Regions from separate parts of the Homo sapiens genome. Here region 1 is linked to region 2. A link is an interaction called in ENCODE POLR2A ChIA-PET data of the cell type or tissue named here. Cell type or tissue: IMR-90. All regions are shown on one strand. Each heading gives the region's core, and the rest is flanking DNA. Links, peaks and the distances in the headings are about the cores only.

Region 1 (16,038 bases), core at 4,042-8,041, 220 kb before region 2:
ACTGAGGTTTTTACAGTTGAGAATCTTAGATTCTAGAGAGAAACTTGCCCAAGATCAAATAATTAATTAGAGGCTGATTTAGAACCTGAACCCAGGTTTCTCATTTCCAGAGCTGATGCAACTTTTACTACATCAAAATCTTCCTATTCACTGTATTTCATTTCATAAGCAAGCCTCTGTGATCTCAGAGAATCTTTATTCAGTCTCCTGGTCATACCAGCACTCTTTCAGTGAATTACAGGCAGGAGCTAGTTATAAATTCAATGGCGGGCCAGATAAGCAGCTGCCCATGACACCAATCTATAACAGCATTTTCCAAACTTGCCTGGTCAAAAGATTCTTGTGGGGAAATTGTTAATAATACAGATTCCCAGATTTCGCCACTGAATATTTTGATTCAGTAGACTTAGTTCAGGATCTTGAAATACGTAAGTATGACAAAGGCTACAGCTGATTCATATGCTTGGCAAGTTTGGGAGAGACTGTACTAAAATATTATTAAAATAAGTGATATTTTATCCCACTTAAACTGATTTCTATATGTGACTCTTTAGAGCAGGAGTTGACAAATTTTTCTATAATGGGTCAGATGGAATTTGTTTAGGTTCTGCAGGCTGTGTGGTTTCTGTTGCAACTACTCAATTTGTTGCGGTAGTGTGAAAGCAGCCATCAACTATATAGATGAATGGGAATGGCTATATTCTATCAAAACTGTTTACAAAAACAGGCAGTGGACTGGACTGGACCCACACACTATAAGTTGGCAACTCCCTGATTTACATAACGATAAAAATGTAAATTTATAATTGTAACAAATATTTGCCTACAAGAAATAAGAATAAACAAAAATAGTGACTTAAATAAATAAGGATTTATTTCATCTCACATAACAAATTTAGACTTAGGTGATTGCTGTTGTAAGTTTAGCAATTTAATAACATGTCAAAAGTGGGACCATTTACCTTCAGAAACTTCTAGAAGGCATCTTCTTTTGTATTATTGGTTAGATTTGGATCACATGCCCACACCAGGTTTTATGACTAAGTACACTGTTCCTGAAATCAAGGGAATTCTGTCCAAAAAGTGCTGGGGTGGGGAGCAGGGAGTGTGGAGGTGGATGACTAAGATCATTAATATAGAAGAAAGCTGGGTAAGTAGTGCTTTTATGTAGCCAGCTCACAGTGTCTGTCACAGTCCAGCCCTTTGGCAATCTGACATCCACACACATCCTTCTTCCTACACATGCAGTTTTTAGGTGTACTCACCCTTCTCCCTAAGGAAGGAAAACTATGACATTCCTCTAACTACTACATTCACATCCAAATCTAGTATCTCTAGACAATGTTCGATCTTCATTTGGTCCAGAGATAAGTTCTTTCAGGTGTGGAAATTTTCTCCAAAAATCAGGTTTCCTGCTTCCAACATATCTAATATACAATTGTTGGAAAAGACTAATCTTTAATATTTGCTAGCATATACTTCATCCTGTTAGAAAGACATAGTGAGAAATGCCTGCCCTCTCAATGGAGACAGTCTTTGATTAGTCAATCTGACAATTCCTGGTTCTATTCTTGACGAAACTCTCCTGATTTTTCTTCCATAGCCTCTGGTTCTTCCCTCTAGTAAGATATGCCTTAATCACTATTTTTAATGCCTGTTTCTGAAATGAGCATTCAAGAGAAATTTCTCAAATGTTAGCAACCTCTGCGTGTTCGTACAAATTCAGATACCTAAAGATTGCCTTTGGGGTTCAATAATTACATGCAGTTGTTGGTGAGGCTTGGAGTATCTTTAAGCAATAAAGTTCCTCTCAAAAACTCAGTAGATTCCGTCTATTTGTGTCTGGTCAATTCCTTGCATTAGTAACCACAGCTAAAGATCTCGTCTAGACAGTCTTTGAGGCTAAGAATCCTTGTCTCTCTGCAGCTAGATCCTGTGCTCTTCTAAATCCTCTCGGTATTTAACTCACACAATCAGGTTTTTGTGCTAAAAAATCTCCAGTTTTATCAGTCTTAAAGATGCCACTTTCCCACCTCTGCTTGTTTTAACTTGAGATATCAAAGACACCTTCTCCAACCCTACAAAGTATGGAATTCTGTTCATTTAGACTGGAGGTCACAGTTAGAAAGCATCTCTCTCAGCAGTCATACTTTCTTCCCTCTCTGATTAGAGATTACCTATCTAATTTAAGTTTGCCTCTCATAGTAAGACTTTTTTTGCTAACAGCCATTAAAGTAACCCAACACACAGGAACATCCTGAATTTTTCCTTTCATTTCCCATGCCACTCTAACCTTAGTCAACCTGTGGTCTGCATTATAAGACAGATCAGGCCAATGGTTGCTTAAATATTTTGCTATACCGAAGGTTTTCCTGCCTGACAGTTGAGTCCGCAACCTCCACTCTGACCTAACAAAAAGTGTGTTTCTTGCAGTATTCCACTTCCAGGACCCAAATTCTCTATCAGTTAGATATGCTTTCAGCTATAAACCATTAAAACTCAATGAACTACAGATGAAACAAATAAAAATATTTTTCTCTAACAGAAATCTAGGTGTGAGTAGTAGCATTGGTTCCAAGGCATCAAGGCCCTAAGTCAGCATCTCTGTGATTCTCGTGGCCTCCTGCTCATAGTCACGAGATGGTTGCAGCACATCATCACATCACCTTGGAAGGCAGGAAGCAGGTGGTAGTGTGATGCAGAGCTTTTCTTCTCAGCCTCTGTCTCTTATATCAAGAAGTAAAATTTTTCCCAAAGCCCCTCAACAGCCTTTTACTTAAATCTCATTGGCCAGAATTGGATAAGAAGCCTGCTCACCTTAGACTTGGGCATACCTTCCATGGAATCAAAGGATCTGCACTGGGGGAAAAAAGTTAGGGTCCCTTAAGCAAGGAATACTTAGCCAACGGTGTCTGCCGTAGACTGCCCCCAACAAAACTGACAAGAGCCCAAATGGAAGTTTTAAAACTTAAGCTAAGGCTGGGCGTGGTGGCTCACTCCTGTCATCGCAGCACTTTGGAAGGCCGAGGCGGGAGGATCACTTGAGCCCAGGAGTTCAAGACCAGCCTGGGCAACATGGCAAAACACCATCCCTCTCTCTCTGTCTCTCTCTCTCTCTCCACACACACACACACACTACAAAAACTTAGCCAGGTGTGGTGGCTCATGCCTGTGATCCCAGCTACTCGAGAGGCTGAGAGGTGGGACGATCACCTGAGCCCAGGAAATTGAGGCTGCAGTGAGCTGTGATCGCATCACTGCACTCCAGCCCGGGTGACAGAGCAAGAACTTGCCTCAAAACAAAAAAAAATTAAACTAAAAACAAATAAAACCTCCTCATAAACCTTTTCTCATGACACTGCAAATTGCACAGTACAACTATGGGCTGCACTGAAACTCTGGAAATGAGCTATACTCATTTTCCTTCTTTCTTTCTTTCTTTCTCTCTTTTCTTTCTTTTCTCTCTCTTTTCTCTCTTTTTCTCTTTCTTTTCTTTCTTTCTTTCTTTCTCTCTTTCTTTCTCTCTCTCTCTCTCTGTCTGTCTGACTTTTTGTCTGACTGTCTTTTTTTGACACAGGGTCTCGCTCTATTGCCCAGGCTAGAGTGCAGTGGCACGATCTCGGCTCACTGCAGCCTCGACCTCTTGGGCTCAAGTGATCCTCCCACCTCAGCCTCCCCAGTAGCTGAGACTGAGACTACAGGCCACCATGCCTGGCTAGTATCTTTTTTTTTTTTTTTTTTTTTTTTGTAGAGACAAGGTTTTGCCATGTTGCCCAAGCTGGTCTTGAACATCTGGCCCCAGGTAATCTGCCCATCTTGGCCTCCCAAAGTTCCAGGATTGCAAGTATGAGCCACCACACCCGGCCTTATATTCATTTTCTACTGCTGCATAACAAACTACTACAGACTTAGCATCTTAAAACAATACTCATTTACTATCTCACAGTCTGTAAGTCAGAAGTCCAGAGGGTCTCTACTGGTTTCTCTAGATAGAATCTCAGGAGGTTAAAATCAAAGCTTGGCTCTGGGGAAGAATCCACTTACAAGCTCATTCAAGTTGTTGGCAGAGTTTATTTCCTTATGATTGGTAGGACTGAGGTCCCTGCCTTCCTTGCTCTCAGTGGGGAGTTGCTCACAGCTCCTAAAGGCTGATCTCTGCTCCTTGCATTCGCCTCCCTCATCTTCAAAGCCCACAGTGGCATTTACATCCTTCTTTTGCTTCGAATTTCTGACTTTTTTCCCATGACCAGCTGGAGAACACTCTAAGTTGTAATATGGTTAGATTAGACCCACCCTGATAATCTCTTCTATGGTCTACTGATAAATAACCATAATTATACCTGCAAAATCTCTTTTGCCACATAAACTAACATAACAAGCACAGTGATACCGGGGGCAAGCGTATTGGAGCCACCTTGGAATTCTGCCCATCACACAAGCAATTCCATGGCCCCAGTTAAATAATAGTTAAAACAGATATTTAAAGATTATCAGTCCAAAGTCACCAGCAGAGGCTGGTTGCATTTCATAGTCCATGTACTGGGCCTGGCATATGAATACATATGCTAAACACATATCTGTGGCTTACTGATCAAGTAAGCCTGGCATATAGGCTAAGCTGCCCATCCTAAGACAAGAATTGAGAGGTGACCATGCCCCTTATGTTTTATGAAGCCAGTACCACACGGATGAGGGGTGGAGACACAAGCAGATACTAGTGGACAGGAATGTCACCAAAAGGGCCAGAGAGTCAAGAGAAGCTAAACACAACCTGGGTATCTGTACTTTTTTTTTTTTTTTTTTTTTTTTTAGGCAGAGTCTTGCTCTGTCGCCCAGGCTGGAGTGCAGTGGCATGATCTTGGCTCACTGCAGCCTCGATTTCCCAAGTTTAAGCAATTCTTGTGCCTCAGCCTCCCAAGTAGCTGGGATTACAAGCATGTGCCAGCACGCCAAGCTAATTTTTGTATTTTCAGTAGAGACAGGATTTCACCATGTTGGCCAGGCTGGTCTCGAACTCCTGACCTCAGGTGATCCACCCGCGTCAGCCTCCCAAAGTGCTGGGATTACAGGTGTGAGTCACCACGTCCTGCCACTATCTGTACATTTTAAATAGACCTTAATATTTCATCCTTCCCCAAGCCCTAAAACAAATGGAGAGGGTTCTTTTTCTCCACATTCCTCAGTCTGCATTTTGACCTTTGGGAACCCCCTTTCCCTTTCACAGCTGCCCTTTGAATTGCTAAACTTAGCTAGATTCCACTGTCTGGGACTTTCCAGGGCTCAGCACTTTTCTAAAGATTAATTAACATGCAGGCCACTTTCCAAATCATCCTCTTAAAAGTTATCACCGTCTTCTCTCTCACTCCTCTCGTAATCCACCTCACACATGCTCACACGCACACTCGCACGCACACCCGCACACACCCTCGCGTGTGCACACACACTCTTCTCTCTCTCCACCCCAAACCTAAGTTTCAGAATGCTTTTACAGCTGGTTTTGCTAGTATATATAGTCCACAATGTGGAAGGAGTTTCTTGCTTAATTTTTACAGTTTTGAAAAATGTGTAACTAGGAACCTGTTGCCCAAACAGGCTGCAAGTTCATATCCCTCTGGAGTTTTGTTTTGTTGTTTTTGTTTTCCCCGAATCTAGTTATTCTCACCATGGAGTTTGGTTTTTGTTTTTTGTTTGTCCTCACAGGTTCCAGGTTATCTTGCTATAAAATTCCCAGGGGTGTCCCTAAGTCTATTGCCCTGGACCTTCTAGGAACCCATGGAAAATATAGCTTATTTATAGTTTGTCGCAAGTCAAGATGAGGTTAATTAAACTATGTTGGTTGTTTAAGACGAGAGAATTAAATGGAAGGAAACAAGTGGAGAGCAGTTGGTATTTGGGGCTAAGCAAGATATTTGCAAAGTACTGACAACCTAATCAATTACCTGAGACAAAGAGGACTGAGACACAAGACTGTCGATCAGAGGGAGGGAAGCGATACTTTACCATAGATGGACTTTCTAAGAAACCAATACCTTCGTCCTCAGGACCAACACAAAAGCACTCAAATTCAATTCCTTTCAGACAGGAGCCATTGATACCTAAAAGTGGAGCAGCTCTGGAGTTTTGTTTTAATTTCAAGATATTTAGATTTTACGCCTTTAAGACCTCCAGTTACCTTAGAGAGTCCAAGTGCATTATGTATAATGTGCATATGTCTCTGCAGACCACATAGTACATTCTCAGGAATTCCTTAAATAAATGTTGGCCTCTGAGTCATTTCTTGATTTCACTTGCATGTCTTCTTTTTTTTAAGCCAGGCATTAAAAAGATGACACAGAAAAATTACAGAGTCAGCATATATTTGAATACTGGATAAAAGGGAAGAGGATGAAATGGATTTTTCAAAGCTTCTAAAGAAAACAGAACTAGGTAATACATGATGTTGGACTTAGTCTAATGATTTGGACATTTAATGAGACATGAATAAAAATGGAATAAAGTGGTAGAGTTGTGGCTTTTTATCCTTATTTTGAAAATAAATTTTCAAAAGAGAACCCAAATACAAAAAGGATAAAAATAAAGATTCTCTGCTTGAAGTAAAGACATGGAACCCAGAGCCCTATTCAATGTCTGAGCTTAATTTATCCTCCAAGTTTGTCCTGACTTAACTCTATGGAACTTTCAGAGATCTTTGGAGCACAGTTTGAAAATATACAACCATCTGATGGGTAAATTACCTGAAACTTTGACCCCATATAAGTTGCTTAATTTTTGACTGGCAACTGGGTAGTATGAAGGACAGCTAGAAATGTTTCACCAAAGCCATCTCAGGTGACATAAGACATTGAAATATCAACACAAGGGAACAGTATATGTGGCCAGCACCTTTGAAAACCAACTTATATATTTAGTCTAAATGTAAGAAAATCCGCAGTAAAAACCTTGAATGATATTTCTTTGTCAAGGCAAGTGAAGCTAAATCTGAGACGAAAAAATAACATGTGCAAACTCTCCCTGATTGCCTCATTTCTTTTTTATAGTGTTGAATAATACATGTATATTTATACATATGTATATATTTGCGAATCACCTCAAGCTCTTTTTGGCAAGAGGTGAGAAACGGAAAATAGTGAAGGAGGAAAGAAAGACTTCAAAGACAAGGTGGAAAAGAAAAGCTAGGTGTGATAAAGATCCAGGGGTCAAAATGGATAAATTTGGGGAGAATTCAGCCACTCATTCATTAATTACTTATTAAACACTGAGCTAAGGATCACATGCCAGGCCCTGGGATACAAAGATGAGAGTACTGCCTCAGTAGAGCTGACAAGCTAATAGTCCCTTCGTCTGCAAAATGAGGCTAATAATAGTAATCACTTCACAGGGTTGTGAGGATTAAATGAGATGATCTGTGCAAACCACCTTGCATTACTGAACTACTTAATAAATCAACTACTTTTCTCCTCGTTTCTTCCTGATATTTCACTCTAAATTGGAGACGGAAAGAGAGATTCATAAGAGTGTTTGGATTTTAATACACTCACACTCCAAATTTATTTTGAGCTGCTCATGTTAATAGCAGCAGAACATTTCTTTCTTCTTTTACTCCTGGTGTTAGAAAGCTTTAAGCAATGAATTGCAGTAGAGACTATAGGAGTAAAGTGTGAATGTATGCAAGAATATTTGAGAGAAGAAATAAAAACAGAAAATAAAGACCAAAGGGATGTGTACAATAATTGAAGAGTGGCCATTGTATTTAGGACAACCTTCCAATTATCCATAAGGATCATTAAATAAGGGAAAGAAGAATCAGCCAGCTAGTGCAGCTCCAGGTGACAGTCTCCAGGCCTATTCAGAGGTTTGGAGTACATTGGAATTACAAATCAATGCAGATTAAAGTCATCTCTCCCTGATCAGCACCAGGTACCGAACCTCAGCATCAACAAGACCGGCCCAGATTCACTTGGATCGCTGTAAGGCCGCCTATCTCATGGAGGCAGTCTAGATGAGTCTAGATAGAGGACAGATACGTTAAGATTTTTGTTTTTGTTTTTTGTTTTTTAGGCCCAGTGCGGTGGCTCTAGCCTGTAATCCCAGCACTTTGGGAGGTCGCAGCAGGAGGATAGCTTGAGCCCAGAGTTTGAGACCAGCCTGAGCAACACAGTGCGACCTCCATCTCTACAAAAAAAATTAAAATAAAAATAAATTAGGTGGGTGTGGTGGTGCATGCCTCTTGTCCCAGCTACTCAGGAGGCTGAGGTGGGAAGATCGCTTGAGCTTAGGAGGTCAAGGCTGTAGTGAGCTGTGATCACACCACTGCACTCCAGCACTGGGTGACAGAATGAGATGCTGTCTCAGAAAAATAAAAAAAAAAAAAAAGTTTTTTCAGAAAAAGAAGAAACAGGAGCGCAGTCATTAGGGAGCAGCAGAGTAAATAAAATCCTAAACACCTGTCTCCAAACCTCAATCAATGGTAAACAGCCGCTGCTTGCTGTCCTTAATTTTAACGTTTTTTTTCTTTTCTAGTGAAGAAAATGTCCCGATAGAAGAAATGACTGATGACATAAGGACAGTGCTAAATTAATAACCAATCATTCCTCTTCCTCCTCCAGCTGTGTAGCAGACTCCTCTTATAAACCTCTGCGAAGTTCTACTTGAAAAGCTGTGGTTTCATTTCAAAGGAAACCAGCAATCAGGGGGATCTCTACAGGAAAATCTCTTCCCTATGTCTTCTTTAGACTCTTCAAAAAGGAGAGAGAGCACAAAAAAAGAAAATACACAAGTAAATAGGTTCAAGTACATCAAGAATCACAGTTTCTAAAAAGGCTAGTGAAAGGTCAATGACTTCAGAGTCAAGAAATCCATTTCTAATGTTTCTTCAGCTGTGACTCATTGTGAAATGTTGAGGAGGGTCACAGAAGCCTCCAGCCCTCGGTTTCCCCAGCTGTAAAACAAATATTTGAATAAGTGGCCAGTCCACATTATAGCTGATGTGCTTTCAGGGACTCAAAATGAGAATCATAAATATGTAAAAATACAAAGATAAGGTGTTCCCTGTAGAAAAACACTAAACTAGCAGAAAAAGAAACATCACATTTGTGTGCTAATTGGGTATTCCAGATTAAAGTAATTTGTTAAAAATTATTGGAAGAAAAATCCATAATTTGGCAATAAAAAGGATTTCCGTAAGAAGAGACAGACAAGATCATAACAGATTCAGTGACTCTAGGTTACTCAGCCAAATTAAAATGCTCTCCTTTCATCCTCGAAGGGAAATCCTTGAGAAGTTTGTGGACCGTCACCATCTGTTCAGCAAAACATGCATCAACATAATATTTTCCACATGTTTTTTGTTTTCTTTTTAATTTTGCAAACGGAGATTAATCTTTTCCTAGTCAGAATGTTTTACTATAACCATTGTCAGAGGAAATAAGTGGAAACTCGGTTTTGATCCCACTTCTCTCCCTACCCACTCGCCACCATTTGCGTTTTCTATGGTGATGTGTGGATTAAAGCTGAGGAGAAACTAATAATTCACATCCTTTGCAGATCATGACAAGTCTGTATTTCATAAAACTGGAGAAATCCTGCTCTGAAGCTCATTTTTCATGCAGCTACAAAATCATCTCTTTCTTCTCATCAGAACTCCATAGTGACATCCATCAATAGCTGGATCAAGGCCAAGAGTGCCATAACCACCTACGGATTCACTCTTCGCTGTGCCATGCCAGTCAACTATGCCCTTCCCTACTATCCTTCTTCCACCACCATTCCTCTGACTGTCAGGCTCAGCAAACAGCTTGCAGTTGGTCAATGAGTGCTTACCAAGCCCCGGCTCTGTGCCCAGCATCATGCAAAGCATAAATGGACATGGACAACAGTCTTAAACTACTTCCTACCCACAAGCAGCTCACAAACTTGTTGGGAAGAAAGTAGAACAAGGAGAGGAAAAGACAGTAAAAGCACCCACTGTGACATGGTAAAAATGATGTTGACAACAATAATGATGGTGCTGGGATCTAACTCCTCTATTTTGCCTGTAACTTGTCTTCCGAGTTTCTACACATTGGTTGGCCAGAGGAAAATTAACTTTGAATTCCATCTAGTCAAAAGTTTAGTATGGTCCAATAATTATAGTAGTCCCTTTAAGAAATGCTCAGCTGTACAATACTCATTTTCCAAAAAGCTTAAATCTTAGAAAACAGTTCCCTTGTCCATTTAGGTGGGTTTGTGTAATGCTGATCAAAGTCTGGTCCATCTAGGACCTCTGATAATATTACTGTCACTCCCAAAGCTAGGTTTATTTCCACCTGGTTGCAATACTCATAAAGAAAGAAAACCACTAAGTGATGTGTTAATAACAGGTATGTATAGAAAGCACCACTGTTATTTTAAACAAGTAAAATGAAACCCAAAAAGTTTGGCAATACAAGAAGTGCTATGGGCTAAACTGTGTCCTCACAAAAATTCATATATTGAAGCCCTAATGTCCAGTACCTCAGAATGTGACCGTATTCGGAGATAGGGCTTTAAAGAGGCGATGAAGTTAAAACAAAGTCATTGAGGTGAGGCTCTAATTCAACGACTGATATCCTTATAAGAAGAGGAAATCTGGACATAGATGGGCCCAGAGGAAAGATCACATTAAGACAGAAAAAGAAGATGGCCGCCTACAAGCCTAAGAGAGAAGCCTCGGGAGAAACCAACCCTGATGACAACTTGATCTCAGATGGCTGGCCTTTAAAATTGTGAGAAACTAAGTTTTTGTTGTTTAAGGCACCCAGTCTGTGGTACTTTGTTATGGCAACCCTAACAAGCTAATACAATAACCAATCTCTAAAAAACATCTCTCTGTGAATGATACAAGAATCCAGGGTTCTGTTTTTCTCACTGACATTTTTGCTGTTTTAATACTAAAATGGTGTCTGGCATAAAAAATGTTTGATAATGTTTGTTGAATTAATAAGTAGATATTATCTTTGCTGTTAATTCATGATACAATTTTAATACATTTTACCAACCTAAATAGAAAATCAAACTGAAAAAGTAACTTCCTCATTAAACAAACACAAAAAAATTCTAAATTTACATGCTAGGTAATTTCTAACAATAATTTTTTAAAAGGATTTTATCTTAATTTTCATTTATGTTTCTATAGCCAGAGTCTTCCCAAGATTCAATACTTTGTTTGGTTTCCTATCATCTCAATGATCTCTTCCAAATCCTGCTGAAGTTGTTAGAAGTAAAATTATCTCCATCTTATAAATGGGAAAAGTAAACTGGCAAGTCAAAGAATTTTCTAGAGAATAGGCCCACAGAGAAGGCTGTTAAACCAGGATGGAGAGATTTAAACACATACACCTAGGGGAGGCAGAGAAGAGACGGGAACATGAGGTGGCCTGAAAATGAGCACAGTATTTGAAGGTCTCCCAACATGAGTTTGATCACATTTAAAGCCCACCAATTTAGAGCTTTTTCAAACTCCATTCAAAGGGGGTTTTCCTGACGTATCTGCAAAACCTAATAAGAAGGCCCTGTCCTCTGTGTAAGCAGCTTTTCATACATGCATATATTCATTTATTGATTCATTCAGTAACTACTTATTGAGCATCTACTATGTGAAAGGCATTCCTATCAGCCCTGGAGATGCAATCGTGAGTAAAACAGACAGAAATGTCCCTGCCCTCACGGAGTTTACATCCTGGTAGTGGGGACAGAAAATTTAAAAAAAATAAATAAGTAAAATATGTGTCAGTATTAAGTACCATGGAGAAAAAATTAAACAGCGATGAAAAATATAAAACGTAAGGATGGTTGAAATATTCGGTCAGCCAGGAAAGGTGTCATGAAGTTGAGTTAGGAAACTGACTACATGAGAAACATTTAAACACCTTCTTACCTTGTCAGACGGTATTCTGAGTTCCAGATTCAAGCAGCCTGGTTTCCATACACAGTACCACTTTTTATTTATTGTGAGAAAATTGCCTAATTTTGTGTCTCAGTTTCTTTATCTGTAAAATGGGGATAATTTTTTTAACTAGTAGAGTTGTGAAGAGTCAATTTAAAAACAAAACACATTTAGTGCTTAAAACAGTGCCTGATGTATAAGAACTCAATAAATATTAGGTTTTGTAGTTGCTTTTGTGTTTTTTTTACTTTCTATGATCTAATTTCAAGATTGTTAAAATGGGACTCATAATGCCAGGCTTCACTGAATTTTTGTAGGAATCTCACGAGACAAGACATAAAGAGCCCTTGGAGTTTGGATCATAGTAAGCACTAAATGTATGCTTCCTGCTCCTGTTACCATTGTAACCAGGCAACATTTTTGTTTTCTTAACTATTGCAACAGTATTTGACTTGGAACAATAGCCATCGGGAATAGAAGGTTAGATCCTGAGGACATGGACGTACATCCACAATAATCTTAGCATAAAAGAAAAGAGAGATAGTTAAGCTTCTCTGCACTTGAAAACAAGAGGATGGGAGTATTGGGAGAAACAGAAAGCAGAAGAGAAAAAGGGGAAGGAGAGAGGCACCGAGGAGCTGTTGTGAAGCTGGGGATTTTATAGGATGAGGGAAGGGTATCTATTCGCTAAGGATGGGATAGTGGAGAAACATTTTACAAATAAAGATGAGTCAAGTTAAATTTGAAATTATTTTTGTTTCAACATGAACTGCACTTCTGTCTCCTCATGCCACCAAAAGTTTTAATAAATACATTATACTCACAAGTGCTTTGTAGGGTCTTTTGTGCAAATTAGATGTGCCAAAAATGACCGTGAAAATGTGGACTTCACAGAATTTGGAGAAAACTTAGGGAGGACTTTGGACTTCTACAGGGAATGAATAGAGCTTGAGACAATCCTACCTAGGTCTTTGATATCTGCATAACAACATTAATATTAGTAATATTAATTCAATCGGAGAAGCAAAACCATTAGGAAGTGTGTGTGTGTGTGTGTGTGTGTGTGTGTGTGTGTGTTTTGCTTGGGAGGAGTGGATTTATTATGGAGATTTGAACTTACACAATGGGGGCTGGTTAAAAAGTCTTTGTAAGGCTGTTGTCTTTGTGCCTGATGCTGGAGCTTGAAGTCCACAGCATGGGTCTTCAGGAAGAGAAGATAAGATAGAAAGTAGGAGTGAGCAAGTACAATCCGGAATTTACAAGGACAGGAACAGACTGCAACCCATATCAGTTATAATCGCCTCTAACCTTGATGATGTGGGCATCGTGCCTGAAGGAGCCAGGGCTCTTTGTCACAGAACTAAATACACATGTGGCCCAAGAGTCAGAAAACTGAAGGGAGGATCCCAGAAAGGTGGGGCAGTTTTAGGCCAAGCTAAAGCTATAATTCTAATCAAACTAAATTAAATGTATTTATTAATAAATCTTAATAAAAATTCCTTAATGTTTTAAAATCAAAGATAAGTTATTATCTCTGGTAATTATCCCTTCTGGCTACTTCATTCTCAATGATGAAAGCCTGTGGTTGGATAGAGAAGTCAGAAAAGACAAGAAAGGGAAATGTCCTATTGATGACCGCATCCAATGCTCAGTTTAATTTCTTTAAGCCCCCAGGATAATACTGTTTTGTTGTCTTCGATTATCGTTTTCTATAAGCTAATGGCCCTTCACCTATTTAAGCCTGGTGTTCCATTATTGGAATGCTAAGCACGTGGGAATTATTTATATCCTACTGCTCAAGGTCATCACCAAGGTCTGATTCCAAAAATTCCAAAAATTGCAACCTCAGGCATGAATGGGTTAATTGGAAGAGGAATCCTTAGTCCGTCGGTAAGTTCTAGTACAGGGAAAAAAAAATAGGCAAATCAATACCTAATTTTCTGACAGAGAAAATCCATTACAAGGATGGTTGCCTTTGAAAGTATCTCAATAGGAGTCATATCAAGTCTTCTCATTTCAATGACTAGAAAAATGAATAAACTCTGGCTAGACAACTTATGAAATTATCCATCCCTGCATCATCCATCAGTCAGATGATAAGGTCCCAAGCTATAGTGACTGGATAATATTCATATAAAACTTCAGCCTGGTGGGAGAAAATAAATCAAGTTGTTACACTGTCACTATTTCCTAATAAAGATTTTACAGCCTGAGGTTGTGAAAGAATAAGGGTAATTTTTAATCGTTCCTTTAAATATACATTTCTATGTGTATAAATACACAAGCATATTAAATATATTATTTTCATTAAAATAACTTTCTCATATCAGGTGAATATCTGGAGCTAGGTAAGCAAAGCTAAAATGCAAATGTGGTCCACCATAGTAAGACAAGCCATTCTACTTATAGGATGACCTTACATAAAAATTTCCAAGGCGTGGTAGGAAAGCAAGTGCTGATCTTTCCATCTTCTTGCTAAGTGAACATTGCTCACTCCCAGTACCATGTTTCAAAGACCAACGGGCAAATATCCAATTCTCCCAATTGTTCATTTTTCTAGAAAAATAGAGATTACAACAGAGACCACCTAACTGCAATCAATTACAATATAGATGATGATGATTGATTGATTGATGATGACTATGATAGCCAGCATTTTGATGACATATTTTTACACATGTAGCTATTAATTTTGACTAAAACTACTTTTTATATTCCATTGTCTTCTGCGATGTCATGAAAAGGCCAAGTATAGCACTCCAAGTACTGGTGGACTGGGGATTTTTTAAGAAAGAGAGGAAAAGTACAGAAACAGATGCAAGAACTCTGGGTCAGCCAGATCAGCAATCAGGGGGTGTCTGAGGGTTTCAGTCCTCATCACTCCACCACCATAACTCCCATTCACCCTTTAAAATTCTATTTTGTCTTTACTGTTATTCTTCTAATATCAGCACTATTCTCTATGAATGAATCCTTCTTATCATGCAGCCAAAACTTATATTACTTGGGTACAGAGAACAATCACATCATACCACAAGTCTCCCTGAAGCAAAATAGTTAAAAGCACATTCTTTTTAGTTTAAAATTAAACAGCCTCATCTGACTTTCTTTTTCTTTTTTTTTTTTTCTTTTTTTTTTTTTTTTTTGATGGCAGCAAACACTGGATCTGCCTCAAGCCTTCCCTGGCTGCCCTGCAAACTTACACCAGTCCACAGAGGTGCTGAAACCTCTGAGAGGCAAGTAACAAGCAGCATGAAAATGGAACTAATGATCCACAGCTTCATCCTTTGTTTCCAGAAGCAACTGGTGTCCGCTTTCAGAATCTCTGAGACTGGAAATGATGGGAAATAGTAAGGGAAGCTATGTGGTCCAGAAAAAAAATAGTTGTGGACCTGAATGGCTTGCCATTATTACATTTCCCTATTGGGCCAGCATACTGCCTCTTTGCAGTTTGCCAGATTTCGCCTAACCTCATCCACATTTAAAAGTCTATGGAAAAACAGGAGGGCCTTTCAGGGGGAAATTCATTCATGTTTGGATTCAGGCAGATTTAGGAACCTTTAATAGCACTGTAATTACCCTGCAGGGCACACCACAGAGCAGCCAGCAAGCTCTCCCTCAATGGACACAAAATTTCCTCTGGAATTTACAGAGCAGAAACCTTAAACACACATCGCCATAAGAACCAGATTACATAATGTCTCCATCACCCTCCTGACAGCTACAATTATGAGTCAATCCCTGGTTTAAATATGAAACCGGAAGCTCCGTGTTTCCCCTCTGACTATGTGGCAGGCTGAGTTGAGCTCTTCGGGGCTGTCAGTTTGGAGATCTAAGCTGCTCCCACAGTCACTAATTTAGCATGAGACCAAATGACGGGGTAATTAAAAGCAGTGCTGCAGAGACCCGCTCCAGGACCAGATGTTCTCCTTGTTTAATCGCTGCCCACATAAGGAACAGAAATAGCCCCCTCCTTTAATTTTTCCTTTTCTTTATCCTCTCCAGATAATTTCCGGCTTCTGATCTTTCAATCCCACAAAATAAAATAAAAATAAAAGCCCCATTAGGAAAGATGACATGTTATTGAACATATGACTGTAAGTTGTAATGCACTCTTGCAGTCTCCTCTTTGTACT
Region 2 (16,038 bases), core at 4,801-8,800:
CGATCTCGGCTACTGCAAGCCCCGCTTCCCGGGTTCACGCTATTCCCCTGCCTCAGCCTCCTGAGTAGCTGGGACTAAGGTGCCCACCACCATGTCTGGCTAATTTTTTTGGTATTTTTAGTAGAGACGGGGTTTCACCGTGTGTTAGCCAGGGTGGTCTGGATCTCCTAACCTTGTGATCTGCCCGCCTCAGCCTCCCAAAGTGCTGGGATTCCAGGCGTGAGCCACCGCACCCAGCCAGTACTAACTTTTTTTTAAGAGACAGTGTCTCTCACTTTGTTACACAGGCTGGAGTGCAGTGGCACAATCACAGCACGCTAACCTCGAACTGTCAGGCTCAAGTGATTAATCTGTCTCAGCCTCCTGAGTAGCTTGGACTACAGGTGCCTGCCGCCATGCCCAGTAATTTTTAAATTTTTTTGTAGAGACAGGGTCTTGATTTTGTTGGCCAGCCGGGCTGGTCTCAACTCCTGAGCTCAAGTGGTCCTCCCACTTCAGCCTCCCAGAGTGCTGAGATCACAGGTGTGAGCCACCATGCCTGGCCCTTACTACTAGCATTTAATTCATTGTCTCTCACTGTTTTTTCCAAATGTTTGTTACTTTACTGAAAGATACTACCTTTGTTATCTGCTAAAATTTTTACTTCCATTTGCTGCCAGTTGGGCTTTATTAGAATTCTTTGAGAATCTAAAGCAGTGAGTACAATAGAACATTCTGTGATGATGGAAACATTCTGTTTGTGGTATCCACTATGGTAGCTACTATATAGTTATTTGGCTGTACTTGAAGTGGTTTGAGTGACTGAGGAGTTAAATTTTAAATTTTATTTAATTTATATAGCCACAAGTGGCCAGTGTTGACTGCTGTATTGGATGGCACAAATCTGGAGCATTTCTTTCTTTCTTTTTTTTTTTTTTTTTTTTGAGACAGAGTCTTGCTCTGTCTCCCAGGCTGGAGTGCAGTGGCACGATCTTAGACCACTGCAACCCCTGCCTCCCAGGTTCAAGTGATTCTCCTGCCTCAGCCTCCCGAGTAGCTGGGATTAAAGACGTGTGCCACCATGCCCGGCTAATTTTGTATTTTTAATAGAGACGGGGTTTCAACCATGTTGGCCACGCTGTCATGAACTCCCGACCTCAGGTGATCTGCCTGCCTCGGCCTCCCAAAGTACTGGGATTACAGGCATGAGCCACCATGCCCAGCCCAAATCTGGAACATTTCTATTCCTTCAAGCCCAACACCTTTTTTGAAAACTATGACATGTTCTCCATTCACTCTGCTGAAGAAAGTTTCTAATTGTTTTTTCATGGAGAGGTAACTTGAGGTAGCATAGCTTTTTCCAAAATGTGGAATTTGCCACTGGTATGTAAGATAATTTTAGTTGTTTCACAGACATGGCATTTATATTAGTCTGTTCTCACTGCTATAAAGAACCATCTGAGATGGGTAATTATTAAGAAAAGAGGTTTAATTAACTCACAGTTCTGTAGGCTATACAGGAAGCTTGGCAGGGAGGCCTCAGGAAACTTACAATCATGGTGGCAGGCAAAGGGGAAGCAAGTATTAGCAAGGCAGAGCAGGAGAGAGCCAAGTGGGAAGTGCTACACACTTCAAACAACTAGATGATCTGAGAACTCTATCACAAGAACAGCGAGGGGGTAGTCTGCCCCTCTTTCAACACATGGGGATTACATACTCGACCTGAGATTTCAGTGGGGACACAGAGCCAAACCAAATCAGCATTAAATTAAATTGAGAAGTTATTCCTTTCTTAATACTTGTTGAATTTTAAATTAAAAAAATGTATGTATGTATGTATATATACTAATTAGTATACTAATCTTCATATATCAGCTTTTGTACATATGTCTCTTGAACTGAGTGAAATGTTTTCTTTAAACATTTCTTGTTGATACCTTTGAGGTAGTGCTTTGTAAAGCTAATCATCTTTATGATCTGCTAGATGAACCATAGATTGTTGTTCATTTGTTTGTTTTGCTTTATTTTACCTTTTAGACACTGGGTTTTTAAAGATAAATATTATATAAAAATGATTCTTCTGGTGATATGAGAATTTACTTAATAATTATTGAGCGACAAAGTCATTAGACCCAATAATAAATACCTAATTATCCGTGTATCATGCCAAAGTGTGATATTATCTAAATGTCAGATGTTAAAGTGTTTAGATTCTATGAAAATAGTGTTTAGACCTGTTTCAGTAAGGAAATGTCTTTTAATTCAAAGTCATGTGTATGCTGCATATTTTAGTGGTAATTAAATGTTTCAGTGCAGCAGACCCTAAAGGATCAATCACACATGTGCATTGGAATGCTGGGCTAATAGAAACAGCCAAACAGATGGAGATCAGGATGTTGCAGCATTTCTTAGTAGTCACATTTAGTCCATCTCCTGGATTTTACATTGCTCTTAGGTTTGACAGTCATTAATGTTGATACTTAATGAAATAGAGACAGCTAACATTTATTGAGCACTTATTATATGTTAGAGAAAGGATAGAAACTAACATTTTTGAAGCTTACTCTGTTCCAGGTGTTAGGACAGTAGGCTTTAGAGATGAATAAAATCTAGATCTTTCCATCGTGCAGTTCTCAACCTAATGTTAGAAGTAAATGATTGATTGGTTCTTTGGTAAAAAAGGACTTAGAGATATTGATTCCCTGCTAGAGGAAATACATTTTTCCCAGGAGAGTGAGAAAAACTGCTGAAAATAAAAATTATTTCATTAAAAAAATTTCCATTCTTATTTTAGATTTGGGGAGTACATGTGCAGGTTTGTTACAAAGGCATATTTCATGATGCAGAGGTTTGGGGTATGACTGAACCTGTCACCCAGGTAGTAAGCATAGTACCCAATAGTTTTTCAACCCTTACTTCCCTCCCTCCTTCCTGCCATATAGTAGTCCCCAGTGTCTATTGTTCCCATCTTTATGTCCAGGAGTACCCAATATTTGGCTCCCCCTTGTAAGAACAGTGGTATTTGGTTTTCTGTTCCTGCCTGAATTCACTTAGGATAATGGCCTCCAGCTGCATACGTGTTGCTGCAAAGGACATGATTTTGTTCTTCTTTGTGGCTGCATAGTATTCCATGGTATATATGTACCACATTTCTTTAACCCACTGTTAATGGGCATCTGGGTTGATTCCATGTCTTTGCTTCAGTGATCATGAGTGCACGTGTCTTTTTGGTAGAACAATTTATTTTCTTTAGGATATATACCCAATAATGAGATTGTAGGGGTCGAATGCTAGGTTTTTTTTTTGAGATGAAGTCTTGCTCTGTTGCTGAGGCTGGAGTGCAGTGGTGCAATCTTGGCTCACTGCAACTTCTGCCTCCCAGGTTCAAGCCATTTTCCTGCCTCAGCCTCCCAAGTAGTTGGGATTACAGGCACCAACCACCACGCCCAGCTAATTTTTGTATTTTCACTAGAGACAGGGGTTTCACCATGTTGGCTAGGCTGGTCTCGAACTCCTGACCTCAGGTGATCTGCCTGCTTCAGCCTTCCAAAGTGCTGGGATTACAGGTGTGAGCCACTGTGCCCGACCTCGAATGGTAGTTTGGTTTTAAGTTATTTGAGAAATCTCCAAACTGCTCTCCACAGTGGCTGAACTAATTTACATTCCCAGCATTGTGTAAGTGTTCCTTTTTCTCTGCAACCTTGCCAGAGTCTGTTATTTTTTAACTTTATAATAATAGCCATTCTGACTAGTGTGAGATGGCATATCTCATTGTGATTTTGTTTTGTATTTCTCTGATTATTAGTGATATGGAGCATTTTTCCTTAGGTTTGTTGGCAACTTGTATGTCTTCTTTTGAGCAGTGTCTGTTTATGTCTTTTGCCCTTTTTAAAATGAGGTTATTTGTTTTTTGCTTGTTCAGTTATTTAAATTGCTTATAGATTCTGGATATTATGTCTTTGTTGGATGCATAGTTTATGAATATTTTCTCCCGTTCTGTAGGTTTACTCTGTTGATAGTTTCCTTTGCTGTGCAGAAGCTGTTAGTTTAATTAGGTCCCACTTGTCAATTTTTTTGTTACAATTGCTTTGGAGGACTTAGTCGTAAATTCTTCTCCAAGGCCCATGTCCTGAATGGTGATTTCTAGGTTTTCTTCTACGATTCTTATAGTTTGTGGTGTTACATTTAAATCTTTAATCCATCTTGAGTTAATTTTTGTATATGGCTGGGATAGCTGGCTAGCCATATGCAGAAGAATGAAACTGGACCCCTACCTTTCACCATGTGTAAATTACCTCATTTTGAAGAAACATCTTTATGTGTTATACTTAACTTTATAGTTCAGTAGTAGTCTTGTGATCTAAGTAGCTACAATCTTAACTGTTTTTGATTCACTTTGAAGTTTGTATGGCATGATAGATTGTGTAAGAAGGGTTAAAGATTTATTGTCTGTTAACAACATAGAGCTCAGGATCAAATGAATATCATGAACTAAGTTTTTTTAACCTTAGCCTTAATTTTTATTTTTATGTATTATTAATATATATATATATATATATATATATATATATATATATGAATAATAGTTTTTTTCCTATAGGATGTGTAGGACTTTAGTGTTTTTAAAAAAATTATTCCCTTCACTAGCAAGAGCTTGAAAATGGATAATTTGTAGCTAAATGATAATTTAAATTTAAATGATAATTTGTAGCTAAATGATAATTAGCCCAGTTGGGTCTGGCATGAGATGTATGAGATGTGTCATTCTAAATCATGTAAATGGCCCAAACTGCCCGGATTTCTGATTGGAAGACGAAGGGAGGATTTTAGGTGAAGAACACGGTGGTGGTTCCCGACTCCTTAAATAAGTTGTCATGAACCTACTGAACTATGTTTATTTCTCCCTTTCCCTTCAGTTATTTATACTAAAGACTTGCTAAGACAAGAAATGACAGACAAGCATGTTTAAATAATCCCGTCACTACTTCTATTTTGACAACCTAGATAATCTTGAGAACTTTTTCACTATCACATATTAAAGAGTTATTCAAAGATATGTGGCCATTATTGGTAATTATGAGCGAGTCCTCCTCATATTGCTGTGTTTATTCAGAAAATTCTTATGCTTAGAGTCTACTTTAAGATCACAGTGACAGGGAGACAGGATTCATTTTTAAATGGTCAGACTACATTTTTAGAAAAAGTTTTTCCCTTTAGAGTAGAAGTTTAAGCACCCTTGGATACCCTTGGTTTAGAACCAAAATTCTACATGTAGGACCAGTTAACAATTTTGTTTCTTCCCACAGACTGGAAGGTGTACTGGGGGGAACTGCCAACAGGAAGTGTCAGGTATCTTGCAGCACCAGAGTCGGAAATGATAATGAAAGCTGCTAACATTTGTGTATTACTTTAGAATCTACAGAGCACCTTTATGTGCATTATCTCATGTGATTCTCAAAGCAGTTGTGAGATTTATGAAACTACATATATATTTATTCTCACTTTGAAATAATTTTAGACCTACAGGAGTAAGAAAAAATATACAAAGAATGCACATATCCTTCAGGCAGCTTCCTAAAATGTTTTACATAGCCAAATCAGGAAACTAGGATCTATACAATATTATTATCAACTGGCAATATTCGTATCTATTGATATTATTGAAATTTCACCGGTTGTTCCACTAATGTCCTTTTTCCAGTTCAGGATATGATAAATGATGTTGCATTAAGTTGTCATGTCTCTTTAGTCTCCTTTAAGGTGAAACAGCTGTTCAGCCTGTCTTTTATAACCTTGACACTTTTGAAGAGTACTGGCCAGGAATTTTGTAGAATGTTCCTAAATTCAACTTACATGTTTTTGGCAACAATACTATAGAGTGATGGTATCCTTGTGCATCAGTTCAACAGGTGGATGGTGTTGATATATCCCATTACTGGTAAATTTTCATCATTTGGTTAAGAAGATGTTTGTTTTGCCAGGTTTTGTAACTGTTCACTTTGTAATAAGCATCTTTTGAAAAGATAGTTTGAGACTAATAAATATCCTATTTTCTGTCATTCACTTGTTACTATTTTTAGCATCTGCTGATGATTCTTGCCTGCAACAATTACTGTGATGTTTGCCAAATGATTTTTTTTCTACTTCCGTCATTCCTTCTGCTTTTATTAATTGGAATTTTATAGAAGAGCCTTATTTTCTCACATTTATTTAAGTATTAGTATCAATTATAATCCATCACTGTCATCATTTTTATGCTCTGTTGTCCCAGACTTGGCCATTGGGAACCCCGTGAAGTCTGTTTCTATGTCCTTTTGACATATCCCTTCATTTTTTCAGCACGTCCTTTCTGGTATCATAAGATGCTCCAGGCTCATCTCATGCTTTTCTTGCCCAGCTTTGGAACCATCCCATTACTTAAAGAAGCTCTAGTTCCTTTTATTGGAGAATTGTATTTAGAAACTACTCTATGGGTGCTAGATGTGCTAATTGGCTTTGGGATGAGGCTGGTGGTATTATTATTACTATTATTTTGAGACAGAATCTTGCTCTGTCTCCCAGGCTGGAGTGCAATGGCGTGATCTTGGCTTGCTGCAACCTTTGCCTCCCAGGTTCAATCAATTCCCGTACCTCAGCCTCCCAAGTAGCTGGGACTACAGGTGCGCACCATCATGCCCAGCTAATTTTTGTATTTTCAGTAGCGACGGGGTTTCACCATGTTCGTCAGGCTGGTCTTGAACTCCTGACCTCGTGATCCACCCACCCCGGCCTCCCAAAGTGCTGGGATTACAGGCGTGAGCCAGTGCACCCCGCCGCTGGTGGTGTTATTAACCCTCTTTACAGTTGGAGAAAACTAAGCTGAAGTTAAAAGTCTTATTCACAATACCCAGGTAAGGTGATCCAGTTGGGATGTAAACTTGGACCTTCTTATTGTGGAGTCTGGGTTCTTTCCACTTACTCTCCTGTGGTACTGTAGTATTCCTTTCTTAACATTTGCTTTTCCATTAATTTTGTCATTTGTCTTGCCGGACAAGGACAGGACACAATCTAATTAAAATAGATTCAAGAAAATTATTTATTAATAATAGATACAGTTATTTCAATGCAAAAAATAGTCATTGCAGTGCCAGAAATATTTATCATATGCTTGCTATGTGTAAGGCAGTGTGCCAAACATTGCTGGTATGTGAGTATTTGCATATGTACTAGGAGACATTGTGCTGTGAATGTTTTTTTTTTTTTTTTTTACTGTGGCTCTTTTTCCCTAGATACATATTTAAGGGGTAGAGGTAGGTGTATAACAATTGTAAATTATGTCATTATCCATTAATTCAAATGACTTAGGATTTTTATATTATATAAATATGCGGAAGTGTTATATATATAGCATTTGTTTACATGTACCTCCTTTTAGTGCACTATCATTTCATAATTAGAGTAATACTATACACCCGTTAAATGATATTGTTTCATAATTGTAACATTATACACTCATTAAATGATACATATTTGCTAACCACAGTTAAGCACTTTATGTTGTTGCGTTTAATTCTCACAGTAGCTTCATGAGTTGGTCTTATTTTTCCCATGTTTCAGGTGAGCAAACAGACTTAAATTGACTCACCCAAGGCGTAATAAATATTATAAGGTGGATTTAAATCTAATTTTTATGCTACCTACAATGTGAAATACTCTTCCTATTGTGGATGTATTTTGTTCAGGCTTTCAAGTATCATTTTAATTCTCATGTTCAGGATTTGGTGAGTAAGTCTATTCTGTTTAAACATTTTTTGACTTACACATTTTGAGCCTGTCCTTTTAAAGTTTTTGCCTGATTTATGAAACACTGTAGTTTATCCTAAAGAAGTCTTATGGCAGTATCATTTTACTAACTTATGGAACATTCTTCTGGTCTATAAAGTTGTGTTAGGTTAGTGATCAGTATCCACAAGTAAAAAGAGGTGGATATATTTTTGTGCTAGTTTATAATAGCAGGCTAATGCTTGGTGTGCATTTCTTTTCTGGGTCATCATGATAGTTTGGGGTCTATCTTTATAAAAAATGATAGTAATATTCATAAAGCTTATCTTTGCTTCTACATTAAGAGAAGTAAATTTATTAAAATTTCTTGTGTCAGTATAAGGACTTTTTAAAACTTTTAGGTTCAAGGTTACACGTGCAGGTTTGTTATATAGGTAAATTTTATGACACGGGGTTTGATGTACAGATTATTTCGTCACTGAGGTAATAAGCATAATACTCAATAGGTGGTTTTTTTGATCTGTTCCCTCCTCCCACCCTCAAGTAGGCCCTGGTGTCTGTTCCCTTCTTTGTGTCCATGTGTACTCAATGTTTAGCTCCCACTTATAAGTGAGAACATGAGATATTTGGTTTTCTATTCATTCATTAGTTAACTTAGGATACCCATGGCTTCCAGGTCCATCCATGTTGCTGCAGAGGACATGATCTCATTCCTTTTTATGGCTGTGTAGTATTCCATGGTGTACATGTACCATGTTTTCTTTATCCAGTCTGCCATTGATGGGCATTTAGGCTGATTCCATGTCTTTTCTATTGTGAATAATGCTGTGATGAACATACATGTGCATGTGTCTTTATGGTAGAATGATTTATATTCCGTTGGGTACTTACCCAGTAATGAAGTTGCTGGCTTGAATAATAATTCTAACTTCTTTCAGAAATCGCCAAACTGCTTTCTGCAGAAGCTAAACTAATTTACATTCCCATGAGCAGTGTATAAGCATTCCCTTTTCTTCATATCCTTGCCAGCATCTGTTATTTTTTGACTTTTTAAGAATAGCTATTCTGCTGGTGTGAAATGGTATCTTTTGGTTTTGATTTGGATTCTTCTAATGATTAGTGATGTTGAGCATTTTTTCATGTGTTTATGCTTGTTCATGTATGTCTTTTTTTTTTTAAGTGTCTTCATACCCTTTGCCTACTTTTTAATGGGGATATTTGTTTTTTGCTTGTTAATTTGTTTAAATTAATGTAAGGATGTATTAATGGCAAGTAATATAGGATTAATTATATCTTAGATATTTAACATCAAATTTTATAAATGAAAACAGGTAAGAAATAAGAGAAGGTAGAACTATTTGTGTGTGTGTTTATTCACTAGCAGTAATGAAAACAGAAAACTCTCAAGACAGAAATTCATGTTTGTTACTAGAGAGCTCTTAGAAATTATTACTCCTGGCTGGGAGTGGTGGCCTATACCTGTAATCCCAGCACTTTGGGAGGTCCAGGTGGGCAGATTGCTTGAGCCCAGGAGTTTGAGACCAGCCTGGGAAATAAGATGAAACCCTGTCTCTACCAAAGATTTAAAAAATTAGCCTGGTGTGGTGGTGCGAGCCTATAGTCTCAGCTACTCTGAAAGCATAGGTGGGAGGATTGCTTGATCCTGGGAGCTGGAGGTTGCAGTGAGCCATGGTTGTGCCACTGCACTCCAGCGTGGATGACACAGAGAGACCCTGTCTCCTCCTCCAAAAAAGAAAGAAATTATCACTCCTTTTTGTATACTTTTTGTGTACATTACAGATTAACACTTACTGTTATTTGTGGGAGATTGGTTTTAGGATGACCCCTGACCAAATACCAGAATCTATGGATGCTCAAGTCCATTATATAAAATGATATAGTATTTGCGTATAATCTACACACATCCTCCCATATACTTTAAATCATCTCTGGGTTTTTTATGATACCTAATACAATGCAAATGCTGTGTAAATAGTTATACGGCATTTCTAAAGGAAGAATGACAAAGAAAAAAAAGTCTGTACATGTTCAGTACAAACACAACCATTATAACCTAACTACACTGTTTTTTTTTTTTTTTGTGAAATGAAGTCTCACTCTGTCGCCTAGGCTGGAGTGCAGTGGCGGAATCTTAGCTCACTGCAACCTCTGCCTCCTGGGTTCAAGTGATTCTCCTGCCTCAGCCTCCTGAGTAGCTGGGATTACAGGCGTACACCACCATGCCTGGCTAATTTTTGTATTTTTACTAGAGACAGGGTTTCACCATGTTGGTCAGGCTGGTCTCGAACTCCTGACCTCATGACCTACCCTCCTAGGCCTCCCAAAGTGTTGGGATTACAGGCGTGAGCCACCATGCCCAGCCTCCTAACTACATTTTTGATCCAAGGTTGGTTGCATCCAAGGTTGATTGAATCTGTGGATGTGGTACCCACAAATACTACAACTATGGTACACCCACGATATGATCGTACCATATTTGAATGTTAGTCAGTGACCAAGAAGAATTCTACCACATTTTCTTATTGTTGTACTTTAAATATGGTTGAATTTTCTCTGTAGAGCAATTACCAGTATGAGTCAAAGGCCATGATTTATGTAGGCTATAGCTCTGCAATTTAGATTGTTTACTAAAATTTAGTCTTAAGAGTGGATGCAGAATATTATTTCTTGTTTTCTTAATCTTATCAGGTTGCAAATTAGCATCTCAATCAAAAGAGGATGTGTGTATGTGGTTTTGTGCCAAACAGTGCTATCCTATTCTAATCACAACCTCTGAAGTAAACTTCCATTGGTACTTTTGAGTTGCTTCTGCCCAGATCAAGGTCCAGCTCTTTTACTTACCAGTTATGTGGTTCTGGACTTCTGTAAGCCATAGTTTCCTCATCTGTAAAATGAGGATAATCATCAGGATTAAATATAATCCTTGTAAAGCATTGAACCATATCTGCACATAGCAAATACTGAAGTGTTGAGTGCGTGTTAATATTAGTGGTAGTAGTAGTAGTAATTCATTGCAAGGAGACATTAAAAGTTCCTAATGTAGAATAAGAACTAGGTAATACATGACAAACACTTATGGGGGACTATCTAGGATAATTTTAGGAGTCTTCAGTGTTTCATGGAATCAAAGAAGTTTGGATTAGGAGAGGGCTTTGATTAGCATCTTTTCTTCCTTAATTTTATAGATGAGGGTGCTACATCTTGGAATGATAAAATAACTTGCTGGAACTATTACAGTTGCATGTGTCAGTCTCAGTGGAAACTTGGTCTTCATGACTGTAAGTTCAGTGTTGTTTCCACTGAATGTTGCCTTGGTCAATTTTTTCCTATAATTTTGCCCCTGGTAACCCCAGTGTCTTTAAAGGGAAATGATTTGTTTGGGAAGTCATCTTTTTCTTTATTTTTAGGGATCATTGATATCAGTAATCAACACTGATTCTTAAAGTGTAGGTAATATAAGTTGGAAGAGAAATACCTCATTTGCCTCCTTAAAGGAACACAATAGTATAATAATGTTTTTTGTCAGAATCTCTTCATGAATCCCTCCAGCAAGTTAATGAAAATCTCCAAAAACACTATTCAGATTCTCATGATAGCCAGAAGGGTATTGGCAGTAGATTGATTATTTAGCTTATAGATGAGTTGCTTGTTTACTCTTACACATTTGAAAAATACAGAAAGGTACAGAAAAGATAACCTTATCTATATCCTTATCCAGAATTGACATGGATATCATCTTTGCGTTAGATTTTTAAAAATCCATTGTTTTTTGTGGAGATAATTATAATTGAGTTAGACCATTAAATCTATCTTATCTAAAGATAAGAGATTTTAAAAATGTGATTTTTAGCTTGGGGCTACTTAGGACATTTGGTTAGGCAGTGTACTAATAGAGATAGTAAGCGTATATGTGGATCAGCAAACTGTTTTCTTTGATAATCAAAAGCCCTTGTTTGCCAAACCACAATTTAGAATGAATGAGTAGAAATTTAACATCTCTTATAACTTAAAAATAACTACTTGTGAACTCTATAGATCTTCATTCAGAATATGTAATTGTAAAGTAGATAATACCTTAAAAGAGAAAACAGTGAATCACTTTGCTAGTGGGTGAGCCTAGCTCATCACCTAAACATCCATATCTCAAAGGTTATTATTTATTCTTTTCCAGTACATATGTAACCATTGTGATAAATTCATAACCCACCAGTGTGATGATATATTTAGAAACTACATTAAATGAGGACAAGTTGTAGGAACTGGTCAGGTTGAACTTGGAGAAGAGTTGATCACTGAAATATTAGTTATCTTCAAATAATTGAAAACCTCATATAATAATGGGAGTAAACTTAGACTCTTTTGTCCCTGAAAGTAAAACTAGAATCAGTGGATGAAAGTAAAAAAAGGTGGGGGAGTAAGTTTTGTTTCTATACAAAAGAGAACTTCCTACTGATGTGATTTGTTTGATGATGGAATGGACTATCTTGTGAAATTGGGAGCTTCCTATAGTTATTTTCAAATGGAGAGTGAAAAGATTGATCATCCATGCATCTTTGCAAAAGGAGTAAGTATTGTGTAGTGTGTCAGATTAGTCTAGATCTTTTAGGTTCCTTACAACTGCCTAAGTTCTGTTTTTTTGATTTTTTGAGACGGGAGTCTCTGTCTGTCACCCAGCATGGAGTGCAGTGGTGTGATCATAGCTCACTGCAACCTCAAACTCCTGGGCTCAAGCGATTCTCCCCACTCAGACTTTCTAGTAGCTAAGACTATAGGTGTGTGCCACCATGCCCATCTAATTTTTTTTTTTTTTTTTTTTTTTTGTAGAGACAGGGTCTTGCTATGCTTCTCAGGCTGGTCTCAAACTCCTGGCTGCAAGTGATCCTCCTCAGCCTCCCAAGGTGTTAGGATTAGGCATAAGCTACCGTGCCTGGCCTTTTGATTTTTATGCATGTCATACACTGCTCTGTTTCTTACATTTCCACCCTTTGAGAAATGTACATTTTTGTATAAAAATATATAAAATACATAGCTTTAGAGACATGCTGTAAAGTTTGGGATTTATGGATGAAGAAGAAATTTTTGACCCCAATTAATCCTTTGGAATTTACTCAGTTCATGTTCACTTACAGAAGTTCCTGAAATTTCTAGATGTAAAGTCGATACCTAGTTCAGTATGAGCTCTTACAGGGTAAAGCCGATTTTATTGCTAAAGAAGGTATGTTTTTGTGGTTATTTATCTATGGAGTGAAAAAGCTTTACTTGTTTTAAGGGATTAATTTGAAGCTTTCTGAAGTTGTCATAGTCCAGTGGACACCAGCATCACTGAGTTCATATACTGTCCATAATACTCCATGCATGTTCCATAAATACATCTTTCTGGGAATGAGTGTTGGTTGGTTTACATTCATTAAGTTAACATTTCTTATTCTGGCCAGAATCGGTGGCTCATGCCTGTAATCCCAGCACTTTGGGAGGCTGAGGCCGGTGGATCACTTGAGGTCAGGAGTTTGAGACCAGCCTGGCCAACATCCTGAAACCCCATCTCTACTAAAAATACACACACACACACACACACACACATGCACACACACAAGTTAACCTGGCGTGGTGGCAGGCACCTGTAATTCCCACCACTTGGGAGGCTGAGGCATGAGAATTGCTTGAGCCGGGGAGGCAGAGGTTGCAGTGACCAGAGATTGTGCCACTGCACTCTGGCCTGGGCAACAGAGCGAGACCCCGTCTCAAAAAAAAAAAAAAATTCTTATTTCATTCCTCATGCTACTCAAGAAGCCATGGGTGGTATGTTTGATTTACTCCACCTTTGTCTGATGTAAAAGCCACTGATGTCGATGGATAAGCAGTGGTAGGATGGTTTGAGTTTGGGGATCTTGGAAACACTTGAAAATTCTTATCTATGCCCATTTCCTAATAGCGATGGGAAATGTCTCCTGTACATCTTTGCTGTTTTTATTCAGTTTAACTTTGCAGATGAAAAGTTTATAGATTAAAATTTCTCTGCTGATAGCTGTTTTTATTTCTTCATTGTCTGTTTTTTCTTTAAGGACCATGGTTTGTAGCTTTGTAAGTCCCTCGCTGTCATGCGTTGTTTTAAACCACGGTTTTCTTGCTACTTTGAGGACTGTGACACTGATTTGAATCTAGTATTGCTTATAGTTAAAAAGCTTCTTGTAAGTTCTAGTGTATTTCCATTAGATACTGGATTGCCGAACATTTTGGGGTGTAATGAGGTATGTTAGTCCGTTCTCACACTGCTATAAAGAATACTACTTGAGACTGGGTAATTATAAAAGAAAGGGATTTAGTGACTCACGGTTCCACAGGCTTAACAGAAAGCATGGCTAGGAGGCCACGGGAAACTTACAGTCATGACAGAAGGCGAAGGGGAAGTAGGCGCCTTCCTCACAAGGCGACAGGAGGGAGACAAGAGCGTGTTAAGGGGGAACTGTCAAACACATATATAACCATCAGATCTCGTGAGAACTCACTATCACAAGAACAGCTTGGGGGAAACCACCCCCATCATCCAGTCACCTCCCACCTGGTTCCTCCCTTGACATGTGGGGATTACAATTCAAGATGAGATTTGGGTGGGGACACAGAGCCAGACCATGTCTTGAGAGGTATAGGGAATAATGTGAAGGGATATGTAGACAAGGTCAGCATGTTTATTTTGTGAAATATATTACAGATTTTGTGATTTGTTTCCTTGTAGGTGTCAGGGGCATGATGATGGAATCTGCTTTTTTCAGTAAGTGCTATGAGCTTATATTTAGACATAGAAAATTGTAGAAAATGAAAAATATAATTGATGGAGAATATTTACTTCAAATATTCTTATTTTTATATAAGTGAAGCTGAGAGTGTGATATGAGTGGCTGTTTTCCTTTCCAGTCACAGCAGAACTAGAACAGCAGGGGTTTAAATCCTTACTCAGTGATGTGATCTTGTGCGAATCACTTACCCTCTTGAAGCTTTAGTTTCCCTATCTGTAATTTGGGGATAATAACCCTTTCTAGGGTTATGTCAGAATTAAAGATAATGTCTTTAACCAAATATTCAAAATAGATTAGGTAGATAGAGCTGCCTTACTATAGTGTAACTGCCTTACTAATAGTAAAAACTAATGGTAAAAATTAGGTATTTACTATTAAATGTTTATTATTAGAGCTCAGATCACTTTATTTTAGATAGTTTTCTTTGTCCATGTGATTATAAAAGAAGAAAATAAAGATAATCTCTACTTCTGCTACTAAGAGATAGCCATTATGACATTATGTTGTAAATTTTTCCAGATTATCTTTTAAGGCATATTTGATACATTTTAAAATGTTTTTATTTCTATAAAACTGAAGTTGTACTATTTTATACTATTTGGAAGTCTTTTTATTTACTGTATCAGCCTGTGAAAATACACATCATAGTAGTGGCTGAAAATTTACTTTTAGTCAGTTTCTTAGTGGTGGGTCCTTAGGCAGTTTCAAAGGTTTTTATTTTACCATAATAAACAATGTTGATACACAGTTTTGTTCATACGCTCATGAGTGCATGTCTCAGTTTCTTTAGAATAAATATTTAGATGTTACATTTCTGGGTCTAAAGGTATAATATTTTTAACTTGCCAGATTGCTGTATAAGATGTAATTTTATATTATGATACTAATCTTTGCCATATATGATAACATGTTTTTTCCTAGTTTGTCATTTGTCTTCTAATATCTTGGTGTTTTTAGCAATACAGAGATTTTACATTTTTATGCAGTTGAATATAGCAGTCTTCTGTTATAATTTCTGACTTTAGTGGAAGTTTTAAGTGGTATTACCACACAACTATAAACATATTTCTTTTAATAATTACAGTCTTAATTTTAGTGTAATGTAGAGATTCAAGTTTTAATTTTTTTTTCCGATGGATAGACTTTTACTTCACTATTCCTTGAGTAAACCTTCTGTTTTCTACAGATTTGATGTTCCTTGTTGTTATCACCTACTAAATGTTTGTATGCATTTGGATGCTTTCTGGGCTCCACTCCTGTGGTTTTTAAACTGTGCATAAGGGGTTACTTCATCTGGGATTTTTTTTTTTTTTTAAACCTATTTGTGGGCCTTGCCTCCAGAAATTTTGATTCAAAGTTTTGGTGGGATCTAGGAATCAGTTTTATAATAAACACATTTGGTTATTAAGATGCATGTGTTTTATGAGCCACACATTGAGAAGCCTTCCTCTGTTTCACCTGTACCACACCATTTTAAATACTA

What was found. Peaks named below come from ENCODE experiments on the same cell type or tissue, not always from the same donor. Only the 100,000 strongest peaks of a DNase experiment are listed, where the experiment ranks them.
Region 1: POLR2A ChIA-PET joins it to region 2 with 8 read pairs; 2 of 35 experiments call an interaction of 5 or more read pairs at or near these places.

What each region holds. Positions count from the first base shown.
Region 1 is chr15:38,053,585-38,069,622 of GRCh38, forward strand. LINC02345 (long intergenic non-protein coding RNA 2345) reads left to right here. Exons shown (of 4, transcript NR_120330.1): 3 at 6,311-6,426; 4 at 8,607-8,756. LINC01852 (long intergenic non-protein coding RNA 1852) reads right to left here. Exons shown (of 3, transcript NR_147201.1): 3 at 15,228-16,038. Among named protein-coding and RNA genes, the nearest start is that of LINC01852, 11 kb to the right of the region's middle. In IMR-90, for the core only: no CTCF peak of the experiment used is centred there; a DNase peak (open chromatin) is centred at 6,247.
Region 2 is chr15:38,269,003-38,285,040 of GRCh38, forward strand. The region is part of intron 1 of SPRED1 (sprouty related EVH1 domain containing 1); the gene reads left to right. Among named protein-coding and RNA genes, the nearest start is that of SPRED1, 24 kb to the left of the region's middle. RefSeq lists a silencer at 14,163-14,363. In IMR-90, for the core only: no CTCF peak of the experiment used is centred there; a DNase peak (open chromatin) is centred at 7,159.